2 separate regions of the Mus musculus genome follow, and region 1 is linked to region 2. Evidence: chromatin loops called from intact Hi-C (ENCODE). Cell type or tissue: left cerebral cortex. All regions are shown on one strand.

Region 1 (8,000 bases), 91 kb after region 2:
CTTGTTTTCACTGTTGTTTCCCCACCCAACCCCCCCTTTAAACAAGGTCTCTCTATTCAGTCCTGACTATATAGGAATTTGTTATGCAGACCAGGCTGGCCTTGGATTCCGAGATCCTCCTGACTCTGCCTCCCAAGCAATGGGATTAAAGGTGTGTGCCACCACCAGACTCATTCCTCTTTTTAAAAAAAAATCTGGCCGGGCAGTGGTGGCGCATGCCTTTAATCCCAGCACTTAGGAGGCAGAGGCAGGCGGATTTCTGAGTTTGAGGCCAGCCTGGTCTACAAAGTGAGTTCCAGGACAGCCAGGGCTACACAGAGAAACCCTGTCTGGAAAAAACAAAAAAACAAAAAACAAACAAAAAAATTCTGGCTGGGCATGGTGGCACACACCTGCAATTCCATCACTTGGAAGGTGCTAGAGGATCGGGAATTCAAGGCTAGCAGGACATTGGCTTTTGGGGGGCATGGGGGGAGACACAGGGTTCCTCTGTGTAGCCCTGGCTGTCCTGGAACTCCAGAGCTCTGTAGACCAGGCTGGCCTTGGATTCCGAGATCCTCCTGCCTCTGCCTCCCAGTACTGGACTCAAGGTGCCTGTCACCAAGCCTGTGTTCTCGTGTGCTCTAAGTCATGGCACTGCACTGAACTCCCTGCATAGCTCGAACCTACAATTCCTTCCAACGTAGGTTTCTAGATCTCTTTGGCAAGTCAAAAAATGACACAAGTCTTGTTTTTAAATACTAACTTCATAACCTAGTGGGTTCAGGGCTGAGGGAGGGGTGTCTCAAAATAAGTAAGTAATATTAGAATTTCCTAGTGATCCTCAAACCCTGATGGTTCAGAGGCCAAATCACTACTGGTTAGAAATGCTTTCCTCCCACCTGCATGGAGCCTGCTTACTCACTAGGCAAATTGCAACAGGTTGTCCCTGTAGCCTTTGTTGTGCTGGCTTTAGGACACGACACAATTTTTAGCAGCCTGAACGTGTGAGAGGTACACACCTGCCAGTGTGCATACACTTGTGTGGAGGTCAGTTGTTTAGGCCAGGTGTCTCCCTCTTTATTTACCAAAGTAGGGTCTCTTCCCTGAACCCCAGAGCTCACTGACCCTGCTCATCTAACTAGCCAGGGATCTGCTGGGATTATAGACAGCTGCCTAGCTTTTCTATGGGTGCTGGGATCCCAACTCTGGGCCTCAGAGTTGTGTGACAAGTGCTTTATCCACTGAACCAGCTCTCCAGTGCCCAGGTCCACTATTACTTCTGGACTCAGTGTCTTTAGCATTCTGTTCTAATGTAGAAAAGACCCAGTGTGTTACAACGGAAAGAACACCAGGAGAGCAACCTCAGGGGATGAGAACCCAAGCCTGCCCCATCCCACTATTAGCCAACTTTAAGATCCTGACAGACTCTAGCCCTTTCTGAACTTCACAGTCTCATTTGTGGCTGGTCCCAATTTCAGGACAGCACCTCCTTCTTGAGCTCGTCTAAAGGTCCAACTGAGCACCTGTTGCACCTCCCTCCACACAGGTACTTGCCATTCTCCAATCTAACTTTTAAGTGAGGAAAAACAAAAGCCTCAGTCCCTGCCTTGCTAATGCTATTGTGCCAGTAGCGACCAACTACTTAGTGTGATGCCAAGTGACCCATTCCTCCTCCTCTTACATCACTTCCTCTTACTCACTTCCCAAGATGGCTCTTCTCCCTTCCAGTCCCATAACTCATCCATCCTTCATCAGAAACCTCATCTATTACCTACCTTCCAGGTATGCCAACGAGGCAGCCTTGAAGAACCAGATGGGGAACTACAGGAGTTCAGTCCGGTAAAACAGTGGACCGGTACGAAGGTTCTTTTTTACCCCAGGAATAGCCCACCTCACCCCCTTTTGAAGCTCCCAGACCCCTTGAGGATAAAGTCTCAGATCGAAGGCCTGGATTACTACTGCCGTTTGGTCCTTTTTTGGAGGAGACCAAAGTTACTTGCCAGAAAGGTCGGCAGAGAAGAAATAAGCAAACAGAAAAAGAAAAGCCATGAAAAGCGACAGAAGCAGTGAGGATACAGATGTATAGAAAGGGGGAGGCGGGCGATGCCCAGGATGGCCGCAAAACCGAGTCCGGGTGACAGGCGCAAACCGGCGTGCACAGTTCCTTCCTAACTTTGCGAAAGGCCAGGTCTCAGGACAGGTGGATGGGGGCACCCCGAGTTCCATCACCTCCCCCGGCCCAGGAGGCAGCAGCGCTCGAGCGGCCGCGCGGGCTCAGCACGCCCCCCGCCCATACCCCTCAACCTGACCAGCCCTGGTCTCTGCCCCGGCCCCGCGTCCGCGCCCGGCCTTACGTGTTATCCTGGTTGAAGTTGGCGAACAGCAGCTGGCCGGCGCCGGCCTCTCCGCTCTGGCTCGCCAGGTTCATGGCTGCGAGCGCGCGACGGCCTCGGACCCCCCTTGGCGGGAGCGCGCGCAGCTCGACTCGGGCGGCCCGCGGGAGCACGCTACACTCAGGATCGACGTCCGGTCCGGCAGGTCGCCCCGCTCGCCGCCTCTCGCTGCGCGGGGACCAACTGCCGCCTCATCCCGTCCCCACTCTTGTTTATGCTCCAGAGCCGGGACGGGCTGCGCGCTTGCGCGGTCCCGCCCACCCTCGCGTCGCACGGCGGCGTTCCGCGCAGGCCCGCTGCGTAGGCCCCGCCTCTTCGCCGCAGGCATCCGCGGGTGTTTCCGGTCGACTGCGCATGCATAAAGGTGCGCTGGTGGGTGCGCCTGCGCGTGGCGGAGAGTGGGCGGGGGCTTGCTGTCTGAGAACGGCGAGTTACCTCGTTGGTCCTGAGTCGTTGATCATTGTTCTAGGAACTTTGGCGCACCGCGTTGCTCGAAGAGAATGTCGCACGTCCGTTTTGCAGATTTGAAAAGCGAGGCGCAGAACTGCAAACGATTTGCCAAATGTTGGGTCTGAGACTGGAAAGGCGCGTGCGGTCACGGTCCTTGGGACAGGATTCTACTTTAAATGTATTGGTCCGTGCAACAGTCTATGGGAAGCACCTTTCTCTCCTTCCCGCTGCTTCCCTTCTTTCCTTTCTCTTCTTCCCTTCAAGGAGATAGAAATGTTCTGGTGGCGAAGGTCCTGGAGAAGAGAGAGACTTGTTCTGTGCTGTTAGAACTGAACCTCTAGGCAAGAGGCTGGTAGTTCCCAAGAGCAGTGTGCTGTCCTTGAGGACAGTTAAGCGGGGAGCAAAGTCGAACTTTGTTAGTACAGCCAGAGGGGCAAAGATGGCAAAGTTGTTGAGGAAAAGATGGCGCACACTTTCCCACCCTTCCTGTTTCGTGTTTTTGTTTTGTTTGTTGTCTTTGGATCGGGGCTCATCTATCTTAGGCTAGCTTTGGACTCTGTAGCTGAGGTTGACCTTGAATTCCCGGTCTTCCTGCCTTTACCTCTTAAAAGATTATGGAGCTGCACCACCACGCTTGTTTAAAGTAGCCTTTAAAATGGTTTGCTTTAGCCTTTGGAGACCTTGGCTCTTCTGGAACTCACCATCTTAATCTTCAATGCATAGAAATATACTGCCCTCGGCCATCTGCCCTCCGTCCTCTGCCCTCTGGTGCTGGAATTAAATGTGCTACGATTCCCAGCTTTTCTTTTTTTTTTTTTTAATGAATTCTTTAAGAATTTCATGCAAAGCATTTTGATCATATTCAACCTCACCACCACCCAGATCCACTCTTCTTCCCTACCCACCCAACTTTATGTCTTTTTTTTTTTCAGTCTTTCTTTTTTAAACCCACCAATTCCATTTTGTGTTGCCTATATAGTTTTGGATATGGTCTTCCACTGGAAGACCTATCGGAGATCATACATACCCTTGAAGGAAATTGATTCCCCGTTCCCAGCAGCTACCAGTTAACAACAGCTTAGCTAGGTGTGAGGCTTCATGCCCATCTCTCTTATACATACATCTTGCCTGGCTTAGCTTGCACAGGTCTGGTATATTCCACTGTGAGTTCATGTGTGTAGCTGCCCTGCTAGTCCAGAAAACACCATTTCCTTGACAGTATCCAGTGCCTCTGGCTCTTATAGTCTTTCAGACTCTTCTACAGTGGTCCTTGATCACTGGGAGGAGGGGTGTGGTATCTGTGGCTCACTTTTGGCTAGTTGTGGGCCTCTGTGTCAATAACCATCTTCTGCAAATAGAAGCTTTTCTGATGAGAGCTGAGAGATGCATTTCTCTATGGATGTAACAATAAGGGGTCACTTAAATACTATGTCTATTCAGCAGACTAGTGGTGGTAGGGCCTCCCCTAAGGTCTGTGTCCCACCTGCCCACAGGTTCTCGGCCTTGACAATGGTTCTGGATATGGGTTTCATTTTGTGGACCAGGCCTTAAATCCAATTACTATTATTGGCACAAGGAAAGACTTTCTGAACAGGACCCCAGTAACTTAGGCATTAAGACTAACAATTAATAAACGGAATCTCAGGAGACTAACAAACTTCTTTACCACAAGGACATCATCATTTGAGTGAAGAGGAAGCCTTCAGAACTGGTAAACAACGTTTAGAAGCTATACACCTGGCAGAGGGTTACTATCAAGAATATACAAAGACTGAAGAAAAAATATCAGGAAATAACCCAATTTAAAAATGGGGCATGGAGATCCAAGTGCTGGTGCATGGGTTTAATCCCAGCACTCAGAAGGCAGAGGCAGGAGGATCTCTGAGTTAGAGGCCAGCCTGGTCTACAGAGTGAGTTCCAGGACAGCCAGGGCTACACAGAGAAACCTTATCTTGAAAAAAAATCACCCCCCTCCCTAATGGGACATAGACCTGAACATGAAGTCCCTAAAAGATGAAGCAGAACCAGTCAGGAAACATTCTTTTAAAAGTTCAACATCCTTAGCCATCAGGGAAATGCAAATTAAAGCTTTGAGATTTTCCTTTTACCCTCAGTCAGAACTGAGGCTAAGATTTTCCCCCACACGGATGTGGGGGGAAAGGCACATTTACTTGCTGCTGGTGGGAGTTGCCAATGGCACAACCACCGTGAAAATCAGCATGAGGTTTCCTCAAAAAGCTGGAAATAGATCAACTCCATACCTCACCTCTCCCACTCCTGAGCATGCACCCCAGGACCAGCTCTCACTACAGAGATCCCCACTCATCTGTGTCCGATGCTGTTCTATTCCTAATAGACAGGAAGAGAAACTGCCTAGATGCCCATCAGCTAAAGAACGGATAATGAGAATGTGGTGTGTTTACACAATGGATCGTAATCAACTGGTAAGAAAAAGTGAAATGTGGCTCACAGGTCAATGGATGGAGCCAGAAATAATCATTCGAAAGGAAGTCACCCAGACCCCAAAGACAAACACCCCAGGTTTTCTCCCATTTGTGGATGTTAGCTTAGAGTCTCTAGGCGTGTGTATTTCATTTGGAATACCCACAGAAGTTAAGAGATTAGGAAGGGCCCATTGGGTGGGAGCTTTCATGGAAGGGGAGATCAAATGTAGTGGTATAAAGAGGTAAAGGGGAATAACGGAGCAGGAAGGGTTAACTGGGCGGGGGTGGGCATTTGGCATAGAGGAGGGGATACGGGGAAGGTCAACTAGTGCTAAAGATTTTAGGAAAAGCCATATGGCAACTTGTTACTGTAGAAGCTTCCCATATTACACAGATATGCACATAGAAGAAGAGTTCAGTGGAGTTACCCTCTTAACAGGACAACAAAGCCCTACTAGACACCGCAGGCTAATAAATAAAGAGCCTCATGCTGTGAATGAGTCATCTCTTTCAGAGGCATTGGACAGTGAGGTCAAAAGTGTGGCAGGCTACCCTCCAGAATTTGATAGTAATATGCTTTTGCTGGAGATGCCATGTACTCAAGTCTCAGAACGTGGGGGAATCCAGGTATTGACCTGGAAGTCTCCTCCCTTCTGGCTACTCATAGAGCGTCCTTCCAGCCTTCACACAGCTAGAAGAGCCTCTGCCCATTCCCTAAGTGGGTAAGCAGTCGCTGGTCTTCCCCAGCTGGGAACCATATGTCTTACATGACCACTGGAGCAACACTGGCACGAACGCTGAGGAAGTGGCCAAGATGGCCTTGTTGATAAAAGGACTTAATTCTCCTGTCTAACACAGCACCTAACTGGAAATTATTTTGAGCAGGCTTAACTAACGTGGGGGCAATGACTTACCTAGGGTGGCTGGGGATAACAAACTCACAGAGGCATGAACACGAAAACCTGGAGCTGTGTGGTCAGGGCTCTGATGGAGAAGCCGCAGTACCCAGGAAGCTCAGCGTCTTTGTTACACAGATGGACGTGAGCAACCATCCTCCCTTCCCAGTGTCTCAAGTGGGGCCGGGTTGTAGGCATGCACCACTTGCTTAGACATATTTTATTTCAATTAAACAAGCCATATCCTTTTTTATTTTGAGACAGTTACTTATTTATGCTGCCCAGACTGTGTAAATAAGGCTGGCCTCGAACCCTCAGAGATGTGCCCGCTTCTCTGTCTGGGATGCTGGGATTTAAAGGCATCACACATGGTTGTTGTTTATTTTGAAAAAAGACTTCAATTATTGCCTTGTTGCCTCCAATTCACTATGTAGATAAAAGTGACTTTGAATTCCTCACCGTCTTACCTTGACTGGACTGGGATTACAGGTGTGTACCTCTACGCCCAGTTTTATGAGTTTATATTGTGCTGGGAACCAAACTCCTGACACTAAGCAAGCTAGCCAGGGCAGACACTCCAGCTGAGCCGCTATTTCAGGTCTCCAGGGTTTTCTTTGATGATGCAATTGAAAAGTCAACTGTTTTTAAAAAGTTTTATGTTCTAAGTGGGTTCCCCCTCCTTTTTTCTCTCTCTCTTTCTTCTTCTTTTGGTTGTTAAAGGCAGGGATCTTGCTTTATATCCCCGGCTATGCTTGATTTCCTGATGTATGTGCTTCAGCCTCCTGAGCTCTGGAATTATAGACATGCACCACCACACCCGGTTAATGAGGCGGTGGGAATGAAAGCCAGGCTCCATATATGTTAAGCAATTGCTCCCCCGAGCCCTGTTTATTGTTGCTTTCTTTGTTCTTTGAGACAGGGTTTCTCTGGGTAGCCCTGGCTGTCCTGGAACTAGCTCTGTAAGACCAGGCTGGCCTTGAACTCATAGAGGTCTGCCTGCCTCTGCAGTGATCAAAGGCATATGCCACCACCACCTGGTTTAAGGTCTCACCATTTTTAAACCTGGCTGTCATCTGGGTGTGGTGCTCCACCTCTAATCCAAGTAGTCATAGGTCTGAGGCAGGAGGATGCACAACTTTGAGCTCAGCCTGGCCTACATGAGATCCTATCTCAACACACCAGTGGAAGACCCTGGTTTGAAACAAACCAACAAGCAAGTTTAGAGAGGTGAACAGGAGAGATTCAAGGCTAGCCTGAGGCACCTCAGAACCTGTTTCACAGCAAAACAGTAACAAAATTCTGGCTTCTTAGCACATTTTTTTGATTGATTGATTGATTGATTGATTGATTTAATGTATGTGAGTACACTGTCACTGTCCTTCAGACACTCCAGAAGACAGCATGAGATCCCCATTACAGATGGTTGTGGGCCACCATGGGGGTTGCTGGGAATTGAACTCAGGACCTCTGGAAGAGCAGTCAGTGCTCTTAACCACTGAGCCATCTCTCCAGCCCAGGGCTCTCAGATTTAGTCAAAGGTATTTGGGTGTTTGTTTGTTTGTTTGTTTGTTGTTGTTTGTTTTGTGTTTTTGGCTTTTTTGAGACAGGGTTTCTCTGTGTAGCCCTGGCTGACCTGGAACTTGCTCTGTGGACTAGGCTGGCCCTCAAACTCTGCCTGCTTCTGTCTTCTGAGTGCTGAGATTAAAGGTGTGTACCACCACCCCGGCATAGTCAAAGCCTTTAACAAGGATCTGTTTCGATGATCTAGTGCCCTGGGTCTGGGCAAGCATGGGAGCATGGCCAGGTACACCCATGGCTTATCTGCTCCTGCGTGG
Region 2 (8,000 bases):
GAAGAGAAGAGAAGAGAAGAGAAGAGAAGAGAAGAGAAGAGAGAAGAGAAGATGTCTCTAAATTGTCACCAGAACTGGGGACTGTAACCGGGAAGAATTCATTACTGGCTTTGAGCAGCCTGACTCCCAGACCCAGAGGGGGTAGAGCCAGGACCAGCACACTCCCCGTTTTGAGCTCTTCCTCCTGTGAGCCAGATGTAGAAATCCATATCTTTTCCTGTCCTCACAGAGGCAGCGGTTGCTAAGGCCCGTGCAAGCCCCAGGTGCTCAGCACTAGGCAATCATCAGTTCTAAAAACACCTAGCTCAGGACAGGTGGGACCACAAGTGTCTCAGCATTGTGGGGAAGACACCCCATCAGGGCCCCATTTTAATCTCCCCACCCTACCCAGTGGCTCACTTCCCAGCCCTCCCCCCACAAACACTTCCTCAGGACAGCGGTGGGCAGTCTCTGCCATATTTAATGGCCAGTGCGGTAGTCAGAGAACACACAGGTAGACAGGACACAGCAGGGACTGGTACAGGGTGGTCACGGCTGGGGCCACTGTGTGGAGAGGCAAGTGTCCCGGCTCAGCAAAAGCTCTCTTTGGCAGGAGGTCCTCCAGCCGATCCTGGCACCCACGAGTCCAATCCTCACCTTGCAGCCACTTGCCAGGGTTTCAAGTGTGTCGTGTCATCACTTGACTCTCGGTGGATGGGAGTGGGGCGGCCTAGGTCACGAGTGGACCTCAGCTGTCCCTGCATGATGGGTAAGTTGGATGGAACAGGAAAGAAATGGGACGTCCCTGTTAGCCGTGGCCCTTAGCCTGTGCTCTAAGAGGGGTGGTGGTGTGCATGGGGAAGTCCTCCACCTAAGGTGGGTGCACCTAGGTCATCTCTGTTGCTATGACTACAGGAGGCCTGTGTATGAGGAATGAGTTTTCCAGACTTGACGCTTTATGTGTGCGGGTGCAGGGGTAGGGCTGTGAAGAAGTGTCTAAGAACAAGAAAGGGACAGAACGGAGTTGGGGACTTTCCTCCAAGATTTCTAATACAGGGAGGTGCCCCCTGACCAGTAAATGAAAACCACATCGAAGACCATGGAACCACACAGTGGGGTCACACTGAAGGGAGTCAGCTCAGACTGTGGCCAGCCATTCCGAGTGGCTCTAAGACTGAATAAACGCCCCCTTGATGTGTGACAGATGCTGGGCCTCTGGACACAGAGGGTGAAGGGCAGGTGTCTGACCAAACACAGGACACGGGGAGGCGGTGCCCTGGGCGGTGAAGACAAGTTCCAGCTGTTTTGGACAACTGGGACAAGGTGGCAAGGTGGCGTTAGTGGCTTAGGAGGTGGCCAGGACCCCGCAGGCACTGAGGCAGGGGTGGGAGGGTCCTCAGGCCTTGGGGTAACTGGCCCAGGCAGCTCTTCCTGGGCAGGGGGCAGGATTGGGTGGGCCCGGCTCAGGGACCGACAGGGATGGAGTCGTTGGCGGCGGCGGCGGTGGCTGTTTGAAAGCAGCTGCCGTGGGCATCTCGGGTGAGGCTGTAGGTGCAGTAGGCCACAGCAGAGCCCAGGGTCAGCCCCGACATGTAGGACACAGTCATGGTGTTTCCTGTGGACGAGAGTGGGCTAAGTTAGAGGGGCTGAGGCTGCGCTGTGCTAGACAATCTCTGTGGCCATGGCTTCTCACATGTGCACTGTGGTGACAGTTGCCAGGGCTCCAGAGACTGTGAGACTGCGCTCTACCACTGAGCCACACCCCAGCCCCTCACTGGGGGATTCTAGACAGGGGCTCTACCACTGAGCCACACCCCAGCCCCTCACTGGGGGATTCTAGACAGGGGCTCTACCACTGAGCCACACCCCAGCCCCTCACTGGGGGATTCTAGGCAGGGGCTCTACCACTGAGCCACACCCCAGCCCCTCACTGGGGGATTCTAGACAGGGGCTCTACCACTGAGCCACACCCCAGCCCCTCACTGGGGGATTCTAGACAGGGGCTCTACCAGTGAGCCACACCCCAGCCCTTCACTGGGGGATTCTAGGCAGGGGCTCTACCACTGAGCCACACCCCAGCCCCTCACTGGGGGATTCTAGACAGGGGCTCTACCACTGAGCCACACCCCAGCCCCTCACTGGGGAATTCTAGGCAGGGGCTCTACCACTGAGCCACACTCCAGCCCCTCACTGGGAGATTCTAGGCAGGGGCTCTACCACTGAGCCAAGCCTCCAGCCCCTCACTGGGGAATTCTAGGCAGGGGCTCTACCACTGAGCCACGCCCCAGCCCCTCACTGTGGGATTCTAGGCAGGGGCTCTACCACTGAGCCACACCCCCAGCCCCTCACTGGGGGATTCTAGGCAGGAGCCCTACCACTGGGCCAAGTCTCAGGACTTTTGCACACATGGCTCCCTCTGCTTAGGTGCCATTCCTTGCAGCTTCCTGTATCTGTCTCCCTCATTTCTTCCTCCAGGATTTTGCTCAAAAGCCATCTTCTCAGAAAAATTTTGCAAGATTGTTTTCTTTACATCATGGCTCCCCAGTCCTTTCATCTGCCCTAACTTCTCAGACTAATAGCCCCTAGGACTTACAACCATGAAACATAACACATCTGTCTGTTACCTCGGTTTATTGGCCATCTCTATCTCAGAACTGTAACCCCGCAAATGTGGGCAGCATCATGTCCCGCTGCTTAGGAGAGCGCTAGGTGTACAGGCTCAAGCCCTTACTGTACGTGGGTCCCACGGGTCTTACCTGCCAGTTCCCGCTGCTTGGGGCTCACTTTTCCAGCTGCCAGGATCATGGGCACACTGCCAAAGTAGCCATTGCTGATGCCCATTAGCAGCGAGAAGACACAGGGCCAGGCAGGGTGGCGGAGGGCAGGCATGCCACTGGGGTACACACACAGGATGAAGAGGGGGATGAAGACCACACGCAGGCAAGAGCAGGCGAGCAGGTGAGTGCCCCGCCACTCCACGGGCAGGGCTGCCAGGATCTGCAGAGAGCAGGGAGTCTGGGATTACCCACCTAGCCATAAGCCCGTCTCTCTGCCAGCCAGGCCCTCCAGTTACACCCTGTGCCTGACAACCTTGACTGGGTCCAGCTTACCTTACAAGAGCCGCACCATCTCATAACCTGCCCCCTTTACAGTACTGGTGATAGAAGGTGAAACCTGGAATATGCTAGACAAACACTCTAATGGTGAGCTATGCTTCTGGTCCCTCCCAACACTTCCCTAAAGGATTCTAGACAGAGGCTCTACCACTGAGCCACGCCCCAGCCCCTCACTGGGAGATTCTAGGCAGGGGCTCTACCACTGAGCCACACCCCCAGCCCCTCACTGGGGGATTCTAGGCAGGGGCTCTACCACTGAGCCACACCCCAGCCCCTCACTGGGGGATTCTAGGCAGGGGCTCTACCACTGAGCCACACCCCCAGCCCCTCACTGGGGGATTCTAGGCAGGGGTTCTACCACTGAGCCACGCCCCCAGCCCCTCACTGGGGATTCTAGGCAGGGGCTCTACCACTGAGCCACACCCCAGCCCCTCACTGGGGATTCTAGGCAGGGGCTCTACCACTGAGCCATACCCCAGCCCCTCCCTGGGGGACTCTAGAGCACTCCTGGTGAAGGGCTTGTAATGTAGCTCAGTGGTAGAATGCTTGCCCTACAAGGCCAAGGCCCTGGGTCCCACCCTGCATACTCCACAGTATTCAGCAAACTGACTGCAAAGAGACGTGAGCTTGCAGCATGGCTAGGGTGCCACTCCAGCCCTATCTACTTGTGTGACAGACGTGCTGCCCAGCTGGCAGCCTGTGCCTGTGTCATCCTCAGACAGATCCACTAGTGACTGTGGGGCAGGAGAAATCAGGACTGATTCTAGCCTGAAGCACAGTTGATACCAGAGAGACCAGGCAGGGGCTAGACTCCACAGGACAGTGTTAGAGATGGTGACACTCATGGCTACCATTCTTCCAACACGTACCCTCAGCCTGGCTTTGCTCCAGAAAGACCAGAGCCTTACTAGGGTTCCCCAAAGCCACCCTGAGGCTCACCTTGCCCACAAAGTCTGACAGGTTGAACACGGCCATCACCAGGATGGGCAGCCACTCCCCCAGCACGCAGTGGCGGATCTCGGACTCCAGGCCCGGAAACAGGCACAGTGTAATGAAGTAGGTTACCGCAATGGACAGCATGTCGGCCCAGATGACCCGCGCCACGACGTATCGGTGCAACAGCAGGGCTTGTGGGGGGAGGGGAGTGAGGAATGTTAGAGGCTGGCGCTCATGGGGCCCCTGCTGTCTCAGCCCGTGTGACAGCCACGGACGCCACCGGACTCCACAGTATCACGTTACCTCTGAAGGTGGGCCAGCTTCGTTTGACTCGTGGCCGGGGCACATCAAAACGCATGTAGACCCCACTGTTGCTGTGCGTCACCTCATGGGCCGGGCTCTCCTTCGGGGACCTGCTGCTGGATAGGGCTGGAGTTTGGTGCTCCTGTGTGTCAAAGAATGATGGGAGTCATGGGTTAGATACCCAGAGCAAATGGTGGAGCCACAGTCATCTAGACATTAAGTTAGTACCTGCTGTGTGCACTTCCTTATCAAGGGATACTATTTCCCTTGATTCCCTCCACCCAGCCTTAAGTCACAGAGCCTTAAGTCACACAGCCCTGGAACCTGAGCTGGGGCTGGGTGGAAGGGTAATGCAGGATGTGACCACCAGAGGGCGCTCTATCTTCGCAGAACTGCAGATTGGCTAACCCAAGGAGTTGGTAGTAAGAAGTAATGATCTGTATTGGGGTCCTCACAGAGGCAACCCCTGAGCTGTAATGGAAGGGAGCGTATTATAGGGTTCCCCTGGCTTCCATTAATCATACTTTTGAGGTTCTGTTAATCTGCCACAGATCCCGGGCTCTTCTCCCTGGCCATAGCTAGAAAGGCCTCACTTCCTACTGTCCCAACAGGGAGTCATGGAAGGTGGTCCACAGAATGGAATTTCTCAGGGTACAGAAACAAACCTGCAGCTTGAGATTGAGGGATCAATAACAGGGCCAACGAGGAACTCTTCAGGCGCCTGTGTGGGAGAAGGAGGCCAGGCCAGGCCAGGACACTTACAAAGTGGATGTCTCCGGATGCGACATCGTGGTGCACTCGGTAGCCTGCCTGGACGGGGCGGCTGTCACGGGGCCGAGTGGTATAGTAGAGCACAAAACGGCTGCGCCGCACCAGCAGATGCAGCAGGAAGCACAGGAGCTCCAAGCCGGCAGACACCAGGAAGAAGATGATGGTGCTGGCCCGCTCGTCCGGGAGCAGCAGCTTAGTGAGGATTCGACTCAGAGAGATCATCACCCCTGCCGTGCCTGGAGGGGAGGCAGTGGCACATCAACATTCCCTGAAGCTTCTATCACCCGTGCCACCCTCCGATGCTCTACCGCCCTTGCTCCCACCCCACTCCACCCCATCCACCAGCCCTTCCTCACTGGGTCCTCTCTGCTCCATCCTTCTACTGTTCTGGGCCCCCCACCCACAGCACCTGGTCCATACTGGTCCATCATCCTACAAGACCCCACAGCCTGCACCCTGTCCAAGCGATGGCTCCTCCTAGCCCCTCCCTACATTGCCAAGCCCCACCAGTTACCAGTTACATCTTGTCTGGGCTTCTCTCTAAGCCTTCTCCAGCCACTTGCAACCCCTCTCCTTGTCTCCCTGCCCCCAGCCCTGATGAATCTGCTCTCACCAGCCCCACCCCTCAGCTGCCTGTCTATCCATCCAGCCTGCCTCAGCTCCCCTTCCCCCAGGGCCCCCCACAACCCCTGTCTGACTCTGCCATCCACTCACACACCATGGGCACCATCACTGGGCTCTTGTTGGGCATCCTGCCTTGAGCTGCTCCCTACAAGGAGGACACAAGGCTCCTGCCTTCCTAGGCTTGATGGCAAGAGGCCACAGACAAGCCACAGAAACACATAACAGTGGTACAGGGTGTACGCCCGGGCAGAGGATGTGGCGAGAGGGGGAAGGATCGGAGCATCTTATCCTGGAAGGGGACAGCTGAGCCTGCAGTTAAGTCTGCAGTACACAGGAGCCAGGCACACAGACTGAGAGCGAGCACATCAAACAGGTAAGAGGCTTGAGCACGTGTGAAATACTGAGAGGTTCCCCCCACCCCCAGAGCAAGGGCCAGCTGGAGGAGGGTGTCAGGGTCAAGGCGGGCAAGTATGCTGCAGATAACTCATGAAGGTTTGCCCGAGTTCAATCCACAGCCACAGGGCAATGTGAGGCAGGACTTGTCCTGTCCACTATGAGCTGATGAAGACGGACAGGGCTCTGAACAAGTCTGTCTCGGGGGAGTCCCAAAGGGATCCACCATCCTCATGGGCCAGCCTCACAGATTCCACTGTAAAAATCTACCGGTTTTGGGTGTGAATGTGGCTCAGTTGGTAGAGTTTTTGTTAAGCGCGCATGGCATCCTGGTCCCAACACAGTGTAAAGATAGTGCCTAGAACCCCAATACTCAGGAATCGGGAGCAGGGGGATCAGGAGTTCAAGGTTATCCTCAGCTATACATAGTTGCAAGCCAGCCTGGGCTACAAGAGACCCTGCCTCAGCACAACAACAAAAAATCTGCACCTGTGTGCTGGCCGCCTCCCAGAAGTTAGCCTTATGTGGTACGGTTTGATATACCAGGCAGCACGTGGCAGAAGGAGCCCACAGCAGGCTGCCATGGAGGGGCCATGGAGAGTAGCCTCTGAGGATGACACTGGCTAAGCCCGGTTGCTTGTCTCGTTGTGACTAGCTACAGAATAGAAGGCAAGACCTGGTAGACTCAGACTGTACCTGGAGGGCATGTCCAGGGGTCTTTTGGGGTCTGGGCATTGGGTAAACTTCAGGTTGAGTAAGGTGCTGGGTATCAGAAAGGGCATCTGGGAGGTGGCTTCGCAGACAAGCAATTAAGTACTAAGCAGGGTGGTTGGTGAAGGGGGGGGGGATCTGAGAAAGGCTTGGTCCTGAGTGGAGCCAGCTGATACATACAGGCCTGAGCAAGCTAAGCCTCAGCACACTACACTTGCCCAGGCGCATGCACTCACACACACAATGTTGCAAATTTCCAAAGTTGAAACGGTCCTCTTAGAGGAAGGCGGGGGTGGGGGGTGGGGTGGGGGGTGGGGGGGGGTGGGGGGGGGTGGGGGGGTGTCAAAAAGACTCAGGGAATAAAGATATAAAGATTGCAAGTCCAGCTGAACTACACAAGATTCTCAAGGCCCCTCCTCAAGATTAGTCAACCAGTAACAAGTGCCATGGAAAGGAGAGTCTTTCTCCCCACAGCAGAGCTGCCTTCAGGCTGTGCAGGGAGCCCAGGGTACACCGCTGTCCTGAGTTAACGTAACCTGGGCTGGGGTGGGCTTCTCAGTGCGGCTGTCTTTGAGTTATCCACACTCCTGTGAATCAGTCAAATTAACTCTCCAAAGCTAGATGGGGTGGGACTGGTTGTTGTTGTTGTTGTTGTTGTTGTTGTTGTTGTGCAGATTGTATGCCCTATCTGTTCATATCCCTCAGGGAAAAGTCACGCAACCGACACACAAAATATGCCTGTCCCCAAACTTACTGCAGCTATGACCTCCCAATCTCACATGCTGTTCACACTCTCGAACCCTGGCATACACAGGTGTGTGCACATATCCCTCCCACCCCGGGGGTCCATCCCTCTCCGTCCATAGTCCCCATCCCCAGCCCAGTGTGTGTAGGCCTTTCCGGCTCACCTCCCCAACCAGGGCATGCCCAATGGTGTCCCCAGACCGGTGCCCCTTGGGGGAGGGGTCTCAGTACTCACTCTCTCCAGTCATCACACCCTGCGTGTACCTCTTGGGCAGTAATCCCGTGTAGCCATAGAAGCTAGATTGCTGCACTTAAGAGAGAGGGGGACGTGGTCAGATACCTTGTGCCTCTGATTGCCTCAGAGGCAATTGTGGACCTTCTATGCTATGATGGCACTAGAAGGCAGGAATTCGCACCAGAGGC

What was found. A loop is a pair of places that touch in the nucleus more often than their neighbours do. Peaks named below come from ENCODE experiments on the same cell type or tissue, not always from the same donor. Only the 100,000 strongest peaks of a DNase experiment are listed, where the experiment ranks them.
Region 1: it touches region 2 in a loop (2.3-fold over the local background); 3 of 42 quality-filtered maps call a loop at or near these places.

The regions. Positions count from the first base shown.
Region 1 is chr5:142,624,169-142,632,168 of GRCm38, reverse strand. Wipi2 (WD repeat domain, phosphoinositide interacting 2) reads right to left here and starts at 2,585. Exons shown (of 12, transcript NM_178398.4): 1 at 2,337-2,585. The coding sequence starts at 2,410. In left cerebral cortex, no CTCF peak of the experiment used is centred here; DNase peaks (open chromatin) are centred at 1,687, 2,177, 2,716 and 3,216; H3K4me3 peaks cover 2,241 bases; H3K27ac peaks cover 1,317 bases.
Region 2 is chr5:142,714,933-142,722,932 of GRCm38, reverse strand. It overlaps Slc29a4 (solute carrier family 29 (nucleoside transporters), member 4), which reads right to left. Exons shown (of 11, transcript NM_146257.2): 6 at 7,813-7,887; 7 at 5,097-5,341; 8 at 4,335-4,476; 9 at 4,035-4,222; 10 at 2,736-2,976; 11 at 443-1,594. The coding sequence ends at 1,443. Among named protein-coding and RNA genes, the nearest start is that of Slc29a4, 17 kb to the right of the region's middle. In left cerebral cortex, a CTCF peak has its summit at 4,697 (motif pointing right); DNase peaks (open chromatin) are centred at 557 and 4,696.